Linked DNA regions of Homo sapiens: region 2 is linked to region 1. Evidence: chromatin loops called from intact Hi-C (ENCODE). Cell type or tissue: endothelial cell of umbilical vein. All regions are shown on one strand.

Region 1 (8,000 bases):
ACCTCCACTGGAAATGGGGAATCAGTGAATTACACATGTGGGATTTCTTTTTAAAGGGAGATATTGATCAGATAAACTGTAATAGCTCATGTCTAAATGCAGGCTCCAGTTGTAAAGCTCTGCAGTACAGGGAGATAATGATCACCCACTTATTGGGAACCGTATCTCAAATATGACGGCTGACCCCTAAGGTGTTCATAAATACACAAAATGCATCCACCCCTTGAGATGACATCGTGTTTACTCCACAATACCTCCTCAGGGGTAGAGGTAAGTGGAGAGTGTCCACAGGGAGGTAGAAATATCTCTGGGAGTCTCTAGTAGGCTTAGGTTTAGCTCCTCAGAAAGCCTATTATTCTATAAGATATTTCCATGTGCTTGAGTGATGATTCTGTAACAAAGAAATCAAAAAGACCTGACTATCCAATCCTCTGATTGCTTTCCTGTAATGCCTAAACTTTCTCTTTTATGACTCCTAGCCCTCCCCAGAAGGTCTGCCTTCAGACACGTGACATTGAGACACAGGACCCACGCTGGCCCTATGAGATTGAAGTCTCTTGAAAGCAAGCCAGAGAAGTCCTATAATAGGTGAAAGTTGACCCCTGCACCCTGGTTGTGAGCACAGGCCATGGAAACAATGCTGGAGTGAGGGCTCATACACTCAGTTACTAATGCTTCATCTCAGAATGATTCTTTCGGGTGTCTTTTTCAATGAGATTGTAGGGAAAACGAATGTGTAACAGAAAGAGGGAGAGCCAGCAAGCCACAGTCACAACAACCCAGTTAGACAAACACATCATTGCAGGGGCTTAGAGAAAAGTGTATTGGGGTTGGAAAAACAACCCAACAAATTATAGTAGTTCCCCTGATCCTTGGCTTCACTTTCCATGGTTTCAGTTACCGCAGCTTCAGATCAACCACTGCCCAAAAATAGAAGAGTAGAGCACAATAAGGGATTTTTGAGAGACAGAGGAGACAATGTTCACATAATTTTTATTATAGTATACTGTCATAACTGTTCTATTTTATGATTATTATTACTGTTAATCTTTTACTGTGCCTAACTGATAAATTAAAGTTTATTATAGGTATGTATGTATATTAGTCCATTTGCTGATAAAGACATACTGGAGACTTGGAAGAAAAAGTTTGATGGACTTACATTTCCACGTGGCTGGGGAGGCCTCACAATCATGGCAGAAGGCAAGGAGGAGGAAGACAGGTCTTACACGGATGGCAGCAGGCAAAAAGAGAGAGTGTGTGCAGGGAAACACCCCCTTATAATATCCTCAGATCTCATAAGACTTATTCACTATCACGAAAACAGCACAGGAAAGTCCTGCCCCCATGATTCAATTACCTCCCACCAGGTCCCTCCCACAACATGTGGGACTTCAAGATGAGATCTGGATGGGGACATAGCCAAACCATGAGAGTATGCATGGGAAAAAACACGGTATATATGGGGTTTGGGACTATCTGTGGTTTCAGGCATCCACTGGGGGACTTGGAAAGCATCTCCCAAGGATAAGTGGGGACTATCATATGGCCCCAGTTCTCAAGAACCAAGAGCTTTGCTTCTGGGCATCTCAAAAAGGAGGAGAGCAGACCAGAAAACAGGATAGAAAGTCATTGTGTTTTAGGAGGTGGGGCTGGGGATTTTGATGCAAATATTCATTAAATGAATGCATTTAACTACCTATGGAATGATGAAAGCCATTTGCTAAAAGCAACACTTCTTTTAATACTCATTTTGAAGTTTCTATGTGTGTTTTGGGACCATCTGTGGCCCAAGCCCACCAGATATCTAAGTGGTCTTTCACTCATCATGAAAACAAGCTATCCTTCTAATAGGGAACTAATGTCACTAAATTGAGCAGTTTTCCCTGGAGAAGGGCATTAAGCCAAGCACACATTCTGCAGGCCAGGCTGTAACCAATAGCGAGCTTTAGCAGTGCACCCCTTCTAGGGGTTGCTGAGCATAGCAGCCAAAGACAAGCTTCAGCTCAGAATCCTAGGGGTTGAACCCATGACCTTCTCCTCATTAGCTTAGCTGCCAAGAGCCTCGTGTTCCTCCCTCTGAGAAGCAGACAGGGCCATGCCCTGGGAATAGTCTGGACAGGCCAGAGCTCTAGGCCAGCCTACCAAGAGAATTGAAATTCTGCAGATGGCATTATCCCTGGGGGCTGGTTTAGCAACCAACACCAGACCCATGGGAAATCCCAGGGAAGTTTCTCAGCATTGCGAATGGTAACAACCAAAACCTACTGGGGTGCCACCTCTCTCCTTTTGTACTTTAGCTCCAGAGAACCCCAGTGGCTACCTGTCAGGGGCAGATAAATCCCATGCCACCAGTCCATCAATCCCAAATCCCACTGTCCCTCCTGGAGTCTATGGCAGGCAGACTCAGCAGCCACAAGGGCTGTCATTGAAGTGAGAAATACCATGATGATTAAGTTTGTGTGTTTTCTGGTGGGTGCTGGGAAGCAGTGGCCCTGCTCCCCAGGCTGAGTTATGGGGTAGGTCATTCCCTCATTAGTGGAAATAAATTTTATTAGCCCCACTCTCACGGCAATGTATCTTCCTCTCTTGCTCCTCGGGTCTAGGTGTGGGTCTGGGTAATGTTGCCTGCGTGTGGGATAAATCAGCCGAACAAATCCCATTATATTTTGGAACACTGACGGAGACACAGTAATGGCACAGAGACCAGGGAAGGGAGTGGGCTGCTTCTCTCCCACTGACCCCGTTTCCTGCCCATAGGGCCACACACACTAGGGAAAACATGTAAATTGAGAGGCCAGATGGAGAAGAGCTCTCTCAGTTGTCTCTTTCTCCTTCTCTCCACTGACTTTCTTGATAAAAGAAACAAGCCTGGTGTGGTGATGTGCAGTCCTTCCCTTATACCTTACAAAAACTAAGGGACATGTGAAGGTAACAGCAGCAAGCACTGGCCCAAAATGTGTCTTGTCACCCAAATGCATTATCTTATCATTCATAACCTGTGCTATATAGAAAGGAAGGCAATTGGAGGGAGGCCGAGGTGGGTGGATCACCTGTCAGGAGTTTGAAACCAGCTTGGCCAGCGTGATGAAACCCTGTCTGTACTAAAAATACAAAAATTAGCTGGTCGTGGTGGCGCATGCCTGTAATCCCAGCTACTCAGGAGGCTGAGGCAGGAGAATCGCTTGAACCCGGGAAGCATGGGTTGCAGTGAGCCAAGATCGCGCCATTGCACTCCACCCTGGGCAACAAGAGTGAAACACTGTCTCAAAAGAAGAAGGAGAAGGAGAAGAAGAAGGAGGGGGAGGGGAAGGGGAAGGGGAAATAATAATAATAAAGGCAGCTGGAGCACATCCTAGGGCCTGAGATACCAAACACCACACCTGCATTAAGCACAGCCCAAATCTCTCAAAAGCAGGTATTGGTGAAGGAAAAAAAATTCTAAGCATGAAATCACTGCAATATTATTACGCCCCTTTCTGTCCCCTTGGGTGGTTATTATAACTAAAGGAGGAGACACAGGATGATGCTATGAAGATGTTTGAGTGTCCTATGAATATAAGGGGCTGTGTGTCTATCGTTATTAACATCTGTATATTTCTCTTTCCTTAGGAGCTTCCGGACTCTTTATTAAAAGGATACTTTTTTATCATCTCCTTCTTGAAGATAAAATGTGTGATTCAAAGCAAAAGGGAAACTGCTTGCCCAGTGATATCTCACAAGCTGGGACTGGCTGAGACCCAAAGATCCTGACTCCTAGACCAGTAACCCGGCCAAGACGCCACCCTGTGAGGACGAAAGGAATTGAAGGGAAGGCCCAGAAGTCCAGATCTGGATTGTTAAGTAGGGCTGGTCTATGTGCCCATTGAACAAGAGGTCTGGCTTCCCATTTTGGCAGGGTTATCTCACACTGCATGAGGCGTGTGTGTGTGAGAGAGAGAAATCTCATTGTACTTGCTGCTGAGCAGAGTGTGTGGGGGTGAGGGAGAACAAGTCACAGAAATAGGGAGACAGAGAAAGGCTAAGAGAGGACCGTGCACCAAGAGTGTGAGTGAGTGAGCAAGAGGAGAGAAACAGAGAAAGCAACAGACAGCAACGAGGAGGACAGACATCAAGGACAGAAAGAATGGGTGTGTGCACATGGGTGTGCTATGGGTGTGTACGCCACTGTGCTCGGGCTCATGACATGCAGTCCATGTCTCAGTATTGTGAGAGCACACATCCTCAAACCTGACTTTGTGCTAAGCTCTCCTGGCAGCAGTCTGCGTTAAAATTCAGCCTGTGTGACTCCTGGGTCCCGCCTCACTCCCTGCTGACCCGATGGCCTCCAGGGTGGGCATCCTGGGAGAGTACATCCAGCCTAGGAAGCCAGCCTCAACTTTGCTCCTGCCAAACCCAACACATCGCCCAGGGCTCAGCTACCTGTCACACAAAGCACCATGCACACTAGTCTGGGATGGGACTTTTACTGCAAACCCTGCTGGCCAAAAAGAGGGAGGTGGGCGGGCCTTTCACCTAAATACCTGAGACAGGTGCCATCTCCGAGAGAGTGGGAAGACTTGATTCTATAAAGATTGGGGCTGTGATATGTCAGGCACCCAGTGCTAAATAAGAAATCTGGAGTACAGGGTCATGGGCCATGAGAGGTGGGCACTCAGACCAATGTGTTAGATTTTTGATGTGTGCATTTATTGGGACATGAGTGTGGCATGGGCCATGGTGTGTATGGCAAGTGTAGTGGAGATGAGAGAGGAAGGATGGTGCGGGGAAGAGGAGGAGTTCCAGGTCTAGAGAGGACAAGAGCTGAGCAGAAAAAGCAAGCCTCGTCTAATGCCATAAACAACAGGATACAACCCCATCAAGTCTGAGCCCTGTGCTTCCTGCTGACAGGGAAAAGAAAACACCCCAAGAAGACCTGCAGAAGCCAGGCCCCAGAGCCTGGGATGCCTGCCTGGCCATTCCGGATGCTCACTTTCGTGGAGTTTCAGGATCTCAGGCGCCAGACCAACCTGAGTAACCACCCAGACTGGAATGTGAGGCCAGCCCAAGTCCAAGGGGGTGACCCTGTCTCCTGCTCAGGACTGCCATGCCTAGGAAACCAGTGAGTCAAAGGAACGGCACGTGGAAGGGGACCTCCATCGCCACCCAGTCATGCACACAGCAGGGCAGGAAGGGGAGCTTTGGGTTAAAAAGAAACAGCTCCATCTCCTGTGCCTGTGTGGCCCTTGTGGGACTACACAGGGCTGGTGGGTAAACTCCAGAGTCAGGTGGGAGCTGGGTCTAGCAATGGTTCTCAACGAGAGGCTTCTGGAAATGTGAGAGGTTTTCTAGTCTTGTAGTGGCTGGGAACTTCCACTGGTGCTCAGCACTGTAGGGCCCCGGATCACAAACGCCCTACAATATCAGGCAGTCCCTGCACCAAGAACTGCCCACCCCAGACACTGCTAGCACACTCTTGTGAAACACCACGGGAAGAGCACCAAGCTGAGAATTAGGATACAGAACAGCCTTCAGTTTACTAATTACATGACCTTGAGTGAAACACTTGAGTTTTGTGTTCCTCCATTCCCTCAACTGCAGAGGATGCCTGCCCTTCCATTATCCTACAGTATTGTTGGGAGAAGAAAAGTTGTGAGAAAGCCCTTGTTAACCATCAGGTACCATGCAAACTCCAGTGTGTTATTTCCAGACAGCCGGGAGGTCTCTGCCCTCTGCTCCCACTACTGGGGTTTGACAGGTGTCAGTTGGTGATGCTGGATAATAGTTTCTGCTCCAAGGACCCAAATTTTCTAGTTGAGGGACACTCAGGTCAAGGCTTGACAGGGAGATTGAGAAGCTGATTTCTGCACCTTCTGCATGCCACCTTTCTCCACACCGCCTAATCAGTACTATGGCCGAGACTATCTGACTCCCATACCCATGGCTCAATCAGTTCCAAAGTCAGGGAAGACTGAAGTGGAGTGAATGACAGTCACTCCCATGACCACAGCCATTGTTCCCATCACCCAGGCCATAATGACCTGCTGGTGTGCATCTCTCTCCTCCACTGTGTGGGCTCCTGGAGACAGATGCCATTCCACAATGCTTGGTATCCACCAGGAGGGAGTGCATTGCCAAGCCCTTCCCTAGGGCTCCATATATGTTTCACCATTCATTAGTTTATTAAGAGGTGCTAGTTCGTTAGTGTTGGATGAGGTTGCCCCAGGAAGGTGAAGAAAGGAGAGAAGGTATAGATAACCCTATGCCTGGGGAATTCTGGGATGCCAGGTGCTTGGTCAAACCCAGCATCTTCTCCAGCCAGCTGCCCACTCCAAGTCAGGAGTGTCAGGTCCCCCCCAGAGAAGGACAGACAGCCATCACCTTCTCCTGCATAAGGTCCTGGCACATGACAGAGGCCACAGGTGTGGGCTCCCCAGCCTTACTGTCTGTCACATGCTCTGCAGACAGGGGGCCTCAGGGAGCCTGGATGGCAGCCTTCAAAAGGGGCTGGGGATAGAGATGCACCAGTGATAAGCCACAGAAACTGAGAAATGAAATCACTGCCATTCCCCACATGAGTGCTCATTAGCAAATCAGTCTCAGCTTGACCTCTAGTCCCCTGAGTCCCAAGACAATTGGGGCTCTGACAGACCCTCTAGGACCCCCCCTCATACCCATGTCCTCATGAGATCCTCAGAGTTACTTTCAGATACTAACCCACTTGTTCTGGGAGACCTCTTTCCACCCAGGCTGGAGAAAGCCAGGACAGGGGTAAAGCATGGCTCAGAGGGTGAAGGCGGAAGCTGCTGTTCCCACCCTCCACTGACACCAGAAAGCCCCAGCTGCTTCCCTAGCCTCCACACTTGGTGCCCACTCAGGAATGTACATTTGTGACAGGTTCGTTTATGTCCACAGCAACACATTCCCATGAGGAGGCCACTCCTGGCCAACCAGCCCTCATCTCCAATGGGAGCACAGCCGGCCTTCCCTGATTCACCTGAAGTTGAGGTACAGCTGAGCTCTCTGGGGGCTGCAGGTCAGCAGGTTCTACCCCAACGGCCCAAGACTTTTCCCTCTGTGCGGTCCTCAGGCTCTGGCCTGCCCAGTGCTCTGTGGATGCTCCCTGGCACAAGGGGCCTTGTAGTAGGGGTTCTTCTTCCCATTCCTTCCTATCCCCCAAATGAACACAGCCAAAGCAGGTGCTGGGACCTTGTGAAGGAGGCAGGTGGCCCAGGAGTTTTGCGGATCCCGGCTCTGAGTTCTGGAGGTGTGAGTTCAGGGGGAAGAATGTGGGTCTCAGGATGTGGAAAGGGCTAGAAAAGCCTGAAGAGCCCCATGGGAGGAGCATTCTAATTTAGAGAGCTGGTACAGCCTGGAGCACAGTTGACATTCATTGCTACTCAAATCCCTTCTTCAAGCTTTTAGAGTTGTAACTATGATAAAACCCACAGGGGACCCCTTACCCTACAAAATACAAGTCCTAAAAGCCAACCTCCTGGGCCTTGCCCTGCCCTCTGTCATCTTCCTACAACAGAAACACCACAGGACAGAGGTCATCTGGGACTGAGTTCTCAATTCACAGGGCTCAAGGGAGTGTCAGACTCCGTGACAAGAGAGATCTCCAGAGTTCATCTTGTTCATCCTCCACCTCTAGGCAGGAAGGGAACAAGAAAACCAACCCAACAGCCTTGTAAATGAGTTGAGGAAGAGCTGGGTTTGCAAATGGTGCCATCGGGGCAACACAGAGCCTGGCCTGGCCGATGTCGCACGAAACACGTGTGGTCTGAGCCGACTCCAAAGGAATCGTAACAGGAGGGTGGGAGCAAAGGAACTCGGGTATCTGCCAAATCAAAGGAAACTGATACTGTGCATTAAACACCAGCCTGGCCTTTTTCAGACTGGCTGGAGAGACAGCCCCAGGCCTGTGCAGAGTTTCTGGCCTCCTCCTTTCTACTCTCGGCCCTGAACTTGCCTGTAACTTGAAAGGGCTAATTAAAGCCAAAAGAAAAATCAAAAGCTTG
Region 2 (8,000 bases), 840 kb after region 1:
TTTGTCATAGATGGCTTTTATTACATTAAGGCATTTCCTTTGTATGCTGATTTTGCAGAGAGTTTTAATCATAAAGTGATGCTGGATTTCGTCCAATGTTTTTTCTGCATCTATTGAAATGATCCTGTGATTTTTGTTTTTAATTCTGTTCATGTGGTGTATCACATTTATTGTCTTTTGGATGTTAAACTATCCAAGCATCCCTTCTGTGAAGCCCACTTGATCACGCTGGATTATCTTTTTGATATGCTGTTGGAATTCAGTTAGCTAGTATTTTTCTTTTTTTTTTTTTTTTGAGGATTTTTGTATCTGTGTTCATTGGGGATATTGGTATGTACTTTTCTTTTTCTGTTAGGCCCTTTCCTGGTTTTGGTAATAGGGTGATACTGGCTTCATAGAATGATTTAGGGAGGATTCTCTCTTTTTCTATCTTGTGGATTAGTGTCAATAGGATTGGTACCAATTCTTCTTTGAATGTCTGATAGAATTCAGCTGTGAATCTGTCTAGTCCTGGACTTTTTTTTGTTGGCAATTTTTTAATTACCATTTCAGTCTCACTGCTTGTTATTGGTTTGTTGTGAGTTTTCATTTCTTTCTGGTTTAATCTAGGAGGGTTGTATATTTCCAGGAACTTATCCATCTCCTGTAGGTTTTCTAGTTAATGCTCATAAAGGTGTTCATAGCCTTGAATGATCTTTTGTATTTCTTTGGTATTGGTTGTAATATCTCCCATTTCGTGTCTAATTCAGTTTATTTGGATCTCCTTCTTTTCTTGATTAATCTTGCTAATGGTCTATAAATTTTTTCTATCTTTTCAAAGAACCAGCTTTTTGTTTTATTAATTTTTTTGTATTTTATTTATTTTTGTTGTTGTTTGTTTCAATTTTATTTAGTTCTGCACTGATCTTGGTTGTTTTCTGCAGCTGGGTTTGGGTTTGGTTTGTTCTTGATTCACTGCTTCCTTAAGGTGTGACCTTAGATTGTCTATTTGTGCTCTTTCAGACTTTTTGATGTAGGTGTTCAACGCTATGAAATTTGCTCTTAGCACCACTTTTGCTATATTGCAGAAGTTTTGATAGGTTGTATCACTGTCACTGTTCAGTTCAAAGAATTTTCAGATTTCCATCTTGATTTCCTTGTTGATGCAAAGACCATTCAGGAGCAGGTTATTTAATTTCCATGTATTTGTAGTGTTTTGAGGGTTCCTTTTGGAGTTGATTTCCAGTTTTATTCCACTGTGGTCTGAGAGAGTACTTGATATAATTTCGATTTTCTTAAACTTGTTGAGACTGGTTTTGTGGCCTATCATAAGGTCTGTCTTGGAGAATTTTCCACGTACCAGTGAATAGAATGTATATTCTGCAGTTGTTGGATAGAATGAGAACATAAATATCTGTTATGTCCATTTGTTCTATGGTATGGTTAAGTCCATTGTTTCTTTGTTGAGTTTCTGTCTTGATGACCTGTCTAGTGCTGTCAGTGGAGTATTGAAGTCCACCACTCTTATCGTGTTGCTGTCTATCTCATTTCTTAAGTCTAGAAGTAAATATTTTATAAATTTGGGAGCTCCAGGGTTAGGTATATATAATTTAGGATTGTGGTATTTTCCTGTTGGATTAGTCCTTTTATCATTATCTAATGTCCCTCTTTGTCTGTTTTAGCTGCTGTTGCTTTAAAGTTTGTTTTGTCTGATATAGAAATAGCTATTCTTGCTCACATTTCCTGTCCACATGCATGGAATATTTTTTTCTACCCCTTTACCTTAGATTTATGTGAGTTCTTATGTGTCAGGTGAGTCTCTTGAAGACAGCAGATACTTGGTTGATGAGTTCTTACCCATTCTGCCATTCTGTATCTTTTACGTGGAGCGTTTAGGCCATTTACATTCAACATTAATATTGAGATGTGAGGTACTGTTCTATTCATCATGCTATTTGTTGCCTGAATACCTTGGTTTTTTTTTTTCATTGTGTTATTGTTTTATAGGCCCTGTGAAATTTATGATTTAAGGAGGTTCTGTTTTGTTGTATTTTCAGTATTTGTTCCAAGATTTAGAGCTCCTGTTAGCAGTTCTTGTGGTGGCTTAGTAGTGGCGAATTCTCTTAGCATTTGTTTGTCTGGAAAAGACTGTATCTTTCCTTCATTTATGAAGCTTAGTTTTGCTGGATACGAAATTGTTGGCTGATAATTGTTTTGTTTAAGGAGGCTAAATATAGTACCTCAATCCCTTCCAGCTTGTAGGTTTCTGTTTAGAAATCTCCTGTTAATCTGATAGGTTACCTGATGCTTTTGCCTCACAGCTGTTAAGATTCTTTCCTTTGTCTTGACTTTAGATAACCTAATGACTATATGCCCAAGCGGTGATCTCTTTGCTATGAATTTACTGTGTGTTCTTTGAGCTTCTTTTATTTGGATGTCTAGATCTCTAGCAAGGCCAGGGAAATTTTCCTTGATTATTCCCTCAAGTAAGTTTTCCAAACTTTTAGATTTTTCTTCTTCCTCAGGAACACCAATTAATTTTAGGTTTGGTTGTTTAACGTAATTCCAAATCTCTTGGAAGCTTTGTTCATTTTTTTTTTTGATTCTTTGTCTTTGTCAGATTGGGTTAATTTGAAAGCCTTGTCTTTGAGCTCTGAAGTTCTTTCTTCTACTTGTTTATTTCTATTGTTGAAACTTTCCAGTGTATTTTGCATATCTCTGAGTGTGTCTTTTATTTCCAGAGGTTGTGATTGATTGTTTTTTATTTGTGGTATCTATTTCTCTCAAGATTTTTCCATCCATAGCTTGTATTAATTTTTAAATTTAAGTTGTTTGTCACCTTTTGCTGGTGCCTCCTTGAGTAGCTTAATAATTGACCTTCTGAATTCTTTTTCTGTCAATTCAGTGATTTCTGCTTGGTTTGGATCCATTGCTAGTGAGCTACTGTGATCTTTTGGGGTGTTACAGAACCTTGTTTTGTCATATTACCAGAATTGTTTTTCTGGTTTCTTCTCATTTGGATAGACTATGTCAGAGAAAGGATCTGGGACTCAAGGGCTGCTGTTTAAATTTTTTTTGGCCCCCAGCATGATCCCTTGATGTGGTGCTCTCCCCATTCCCCTATGGTTGGGGCTTCCTGAGAGCTGGACTGCTGTGATTGTTATTGCTCTTCTGGGTCTGGCCACCCAGCAGAGCTACTAGGCTATGGGCTGGTACTTGGGGGTTTCTGCAAAGAGTCTTGGGATGTGATCTGTCTTCAGGTCTCTCAGCTGGTCTCTCAGCCAGCACTTGCTCCAGTTACCACCACCACACCTGGCTAATTTTTGTATTTTTTGTAGAAATGGGGTCTCCCTATGTTGCCTAAGCTGAATTTGACCTCCTGGGCTCAAGCGATCATCCCACCTCAGCCTCCCAATGTGACAGGATTACAGACATGAGCCACGCACTCGACTTAATCTTGTCTTTTAGTTCCGTTTTTTTTTTTTCTGAGTTTCATCACTTTCTTCTCACTCGTTCATGTTTTTTGTCCGTGTCTTTTCTTAGTTTTGGAATTTCTGGCTCAAGGTGGCTTTTCGCATCCCTCATCCTGCCTATTTCTTTATCTGTATTTTATTCTCTATTTTGGTGTCTTGTATTTCCTCAGTGCTTCCTATGAATTATTCATTTGAGCCCCTCTCTTGGGCATTTAATAATTTATTATTTATCTTTGAGATTTTTTTTTTTTTGGTTATCCAGGCTGGAGAGCAGTGGTGCAATCATACCTCTCTGCAGCCTTGAACCCTAGGCTCAAAGGGATCCTGCTGCCTCAGCCTCCCAGATAGCACTACAGACGTGAGCAACCACATTTGGCCAACTTTTTTATTTTTGTTTTTTTGTAGAGATGGGGTCTCACTATGTTGCCCAGAATGGTCTCAAACTCCTGGCTTCAAGAAGTTCTCCTATTTTGGCCTCCCAATATACTGGGATTACAGGCATGAGCCAGAGCACCTGGCCTAATTTTGTCATTTTCTTCCATTTCTTTTCTGAGGGTCATCATTTTCTCTTCACACTTTCCTGTTTTTTGTCCATATCTTTTCTTAGTTTTTGAATTTCTGGCTCAAGGTAGCTTTTCCTATCCCAAATTCTTGTTTGAGTATATTGGTTCCATCTGGAATGTTGCCTTCTAGTTTTCTTGTGCTTCATGGTTGTTTTGTTGAAGGGAATTTACCTCTGTTGCTGTGTGTTGGATATTCTGTCTTTTTAAAATAATACTTCAGTATGAGTCTGTTCATCATTTTTTTGTTTGTTTTTATGATATTGGGGTGTTTTATAGGATTTTTAGCTCATTGGCTCCCTCTTCTGTCACTATAGCAAAGTCCAGATCTTTGTTTTGGTAGCATCGGAAGGTTTGTGGTCTCTGAATTTTAGCTGTCTTGTCATCGGGTAGGATTCCAAATTTTCCCTTTTTTCCTGTTTCTCTTTTAGCCATCCAATAGCCAAAGGGCATTTCTCTCTACTTTTTGTTTCCTTTTTTATTTCCCAGAAGCTACGTGTTTCAAAAACTGGTCAAGATTGTGTCTGCTTTTACATCCCATCCCTATAGTCAGCTCTGTGATCTGTCTAGATACCTTTTTAGTATTTTGAAACTTAGGGTTGACTTTGTCTTTCCTCTGATGGTTTTAGATCAACCTTAAGTTCATCACTAATTCCCTTCTCTCTTTGTTATAGTTTTTCACATTCTACCTTTGTTTGCAATAAGGCCTTCTGGCAGATCAGGGACAGAGGAGGAGCATGAGATATCACTTGCTGGGATTAGGTGTCTTTTTCTTATTTTTATTTACAGTTGTTTTGGATTTTGGTCAGTTCAGTTTTCAAGTGATCCCGAGGACATGGTTTTTGTGTAGTTTTGCTGCTTATTTTTCTTGTCCTCTATTGCTTCTGGAGGAAATATTGAAAGATGGAGACATAAGCAACCACCTTTGTCAGCCTGAGAGTTTCCAAAGCTGAATGTTTTAAAAGTGCATTTTTAACTATTTTTCTTCATTTTGAGTTTTGATGTTACATTTTGTCACATTATCTCATTAAATTTGCACATCTCTGAGCTACACATACTATCTCCATTTCATGAATGAAGAAATCAAGGTCCAGCAAGATTAAATGACTCAAGGGAGATCACACAACCAGAAACTGATAGAGATTCTAATCAACTCTAAAATTGTATGATGCCAAGCTCTTGTTCTTTCCACTACATCTTGCCATCTCCCTGAGTAACTGAACTTAGAAAGCCCATGCATTAATTAAATACTGCAACCTAAAACATTTTAGTGATTATAAATGTAAACTGTCAGTTTATTCATCTGTTCCTTGTCCCTCCTGTTATCTTGCAGTCCTGTTATATTTTTAGTAGCCTCTTCTCCACTGGCTTCTACTCCTTGACCTTCTAAGGTACATTTTCTTTCCTGTAAACGAGATCATGTACATTAAGTGCTATCTCTTGAAAAAAATGATTCAACAGATGTCAATTTTGTTTATTTATTTATTTTCCTAATAGAGGTTTTTACTCTATCTCCCCTTATAGCAGACCTACCATCATTTCCCTCTTGGCCCACTTTCACGTACGGGAGGACCCGTGCACACTCACCTTGCTTTCAAAACTCACTGCCCTCCCTGCGCAAACTCCTCACTTCATGGAAATGATAGCCCCAAGTAGCAGTTGGCAACAACTTTTGGCTCCTCCTTTCTGGAGTGGGTGTTGTATTGTCTGTAGTTTTCTTTAAAGTAATTTAATCTGCACCTTAGGGGTGCTTAGTTAACATTTTTGAAGTACCTTAATCATGAATCTACACTCCAGGGGTAGTTAGTTAACATTTGAAAGACCCTAATCAAAATTCTATACTCCAGAGGCAACCAGTGCCTCAGATATTGCTCTCAACCTGTACCAGTGGGTGCATTAATTAGAATAAAAGATGTAAGAAGTAATTTTTCACGGTGAAGGAAATGCTATTTAAGATATGTAGTTGGCCAGTTTCCTACACAGAGATAAGACATGAGTGGAGGCTGAGGATACAGATTTGGCAAGGGCAACAGTCTTCCAACCTAGGTAGGCCCTTGATTTGGTCCTGTGCTTGCTGCTTTTAGTGGAGGATTTGGTTTGGTTGGCTCACCTGGCCTGTGGAGCGCATTAAGTCTTTATTACCCTGCATGGGCCAAATCCAGCCTGCTTCTGTCTGCTTCTCCATCCAGCGCTCATTGGAACTGTACTCCGGCTCCTCTCCATGTTTGCATTTCTTGTCCACAGAGATGTTATTCTCAATCTTGAGTCAGATGATTTCTTTTTAATTTCTTAATTTACATTTTTAAATTTAATTATATTTTGAGCATATTGGATATGTTAAGAGTGTGAATTTATAGTGCCATTTTGATCAGAAGCACTCACATTATTTTTAAATGGTAACTTTCTTACTATTTTCTACTTGAGAATATTGTCAGTATTCTCAGGCCAGGTTCTCATCTGTGGGGCTTCTAGATAAGTAACTTGTTTGATATTCTAGTGGTCTAATTAGGCTGGGTGATGTTTTTGAACATTCCTTTTTATATTTAATTCTATTCAATAGTGACAGTTCTCATGTGATAGAGGGATAATATTCTTGAATACATGTGATTTAAGTTACGTAGATTGAAATCATATACGTGATTTTTGTGTAATTTGTGTATCATGCGTAGTATAAGGAATGACATCTACCAAGAGTTTCTATAGTAAACATTACTATTGTCCTATATCTTAGTTAACATGTACAAATATAAATGAAATAATGCAGTTTATGAAGTAAAATACTGAAGTATATCACCAGGGCCCTTATTTTCTGGGGTTTGGTGACGTGTATGTGTGGTATGGCATATATTACTGATCTTGTCCCATCAAATATACTGAGCAAAGGAAGCAGTCATGATGAACTGGTGGTCTAGATTGCTTTCTGTACTCACTAGGACACGAAGTAATTTTTTAAATAAAATATTTAACTGTATAAATAGTCTATTTAGCTTTTTTATATGTTATTTTTTAAGTGAGCCATCTATAATATAGGTATACATGTAAGTAGCTGTAGGCTGTGTAATCAAGGATATATAGACGTAAACTATACTTTTTTTTTTTTTTTGTGAGGCAGAGTTTTGCTCTCTTGCCCAGGCTAGAGTGCAGTGGTGCGATCTTGGCTCACTGCAACCTCCGCCTCCTGGGTTCAAGCAATTCTCCTGCCTCAACCTCCCGAGTAGCTGGGACTACAGGCGTGTGCCACCACACCCAGCTAATTTTTGTATTTTTAGTAGAGATGGGGTTTCACCATGTTGGCCAGGATGGTCTCGATCTCTTGACCTCTTGATCCGCCTGCCTCAGCCTCCCAAAGTGCTGGGATTACAGGCGTGAGCCACCACACCCAGCCTGTAAACTATACTTAGTGGAATCATGGAATTGTAGCGAATGAAAGGACCATAGATATTATCTAGTCAATCTTTTCATGAGTCCCAGAGAGTTTTAGCTAAGCCCTCCTTTCATGATTCCATTCTTAGCTTCAATCACAGAGATGATTTATAGCCATTTAGACATACATACCAATATATCCATATCTATACATACAATGTGTGTGTGTGTGTAGGGGGCTGTGATCACAAGCACTTGGGGCCAATAGAATTTTAGTAGAAATAATTGGTTAAAGGGCATTAAAATCTTTTAATATTTAGCATTATCAGTCTGTGAAAGTCTTCGAAACTAGGTTTGAGAAATCTTTACTCATTAAGACCCTCAGAGCAGAAAAATCAAGGGTAAGAGAACTGGGAAAGGAAGTTAAGTATTTCTAATTTTAAAGTGTTCTAAAACCTACACGTTGAGTACATATTGTAGCAATATAGATACTAGGGAATGATTTGGAGTTCAGTAGTTTGGAAATACGTATATTTTGTTATAATTCTGATGTGAGACTTTACTGAATTCCTGTTAAATTATTTTTGTGCAGGGCTTTTTTCATAAAGCACCAATAATTCTACCT

The links. Peaks named below come from ENCODE experiments on the same cell type or tissue, not always from the same donor. Only the 100,000 strongest peaks of a DNase experiment are listed, where the experiment ranks them.
Region 2: it touches region 1 in a loop (4-fold over the local background); 1 of 110 quality-filtered maps calls a loop at or near these places.

Annotation. Positions count from the first base shown.
Region 1 is chr7:132,497,175-132,505,174 of GRCh38, forward strand. The region is part of intron 2 of PLXNA4 (plexin A4); the gene reads right to left. Among named protein-coding and RNA genes, the nearest start is that of PLXNA4, 75 kb to the right of the region's middle. In endothelial cell of umbilical vein, a CTCF peak has its summit at 3,795; DNase peaks (open chromatin) are centred at 3,757 and 4,997; H3K27ac peaks cover 3,552 bases.
Region 2 is chr7:133,340,145-133,348,144 of GRCh38, forward strand. All of the region lies in intron 5 of EXOC4 (exocyst complex component 4), which reads left to right. Among named protein-coding and RNA genes, the nearest start is that of MIR6133, 53 kb to the left of the region's middle. In endothelial cell of umbilical vein, a CTCF peak has its summit at 4,337 (motif pointing left); no DNase peak of the experiment used is centred here.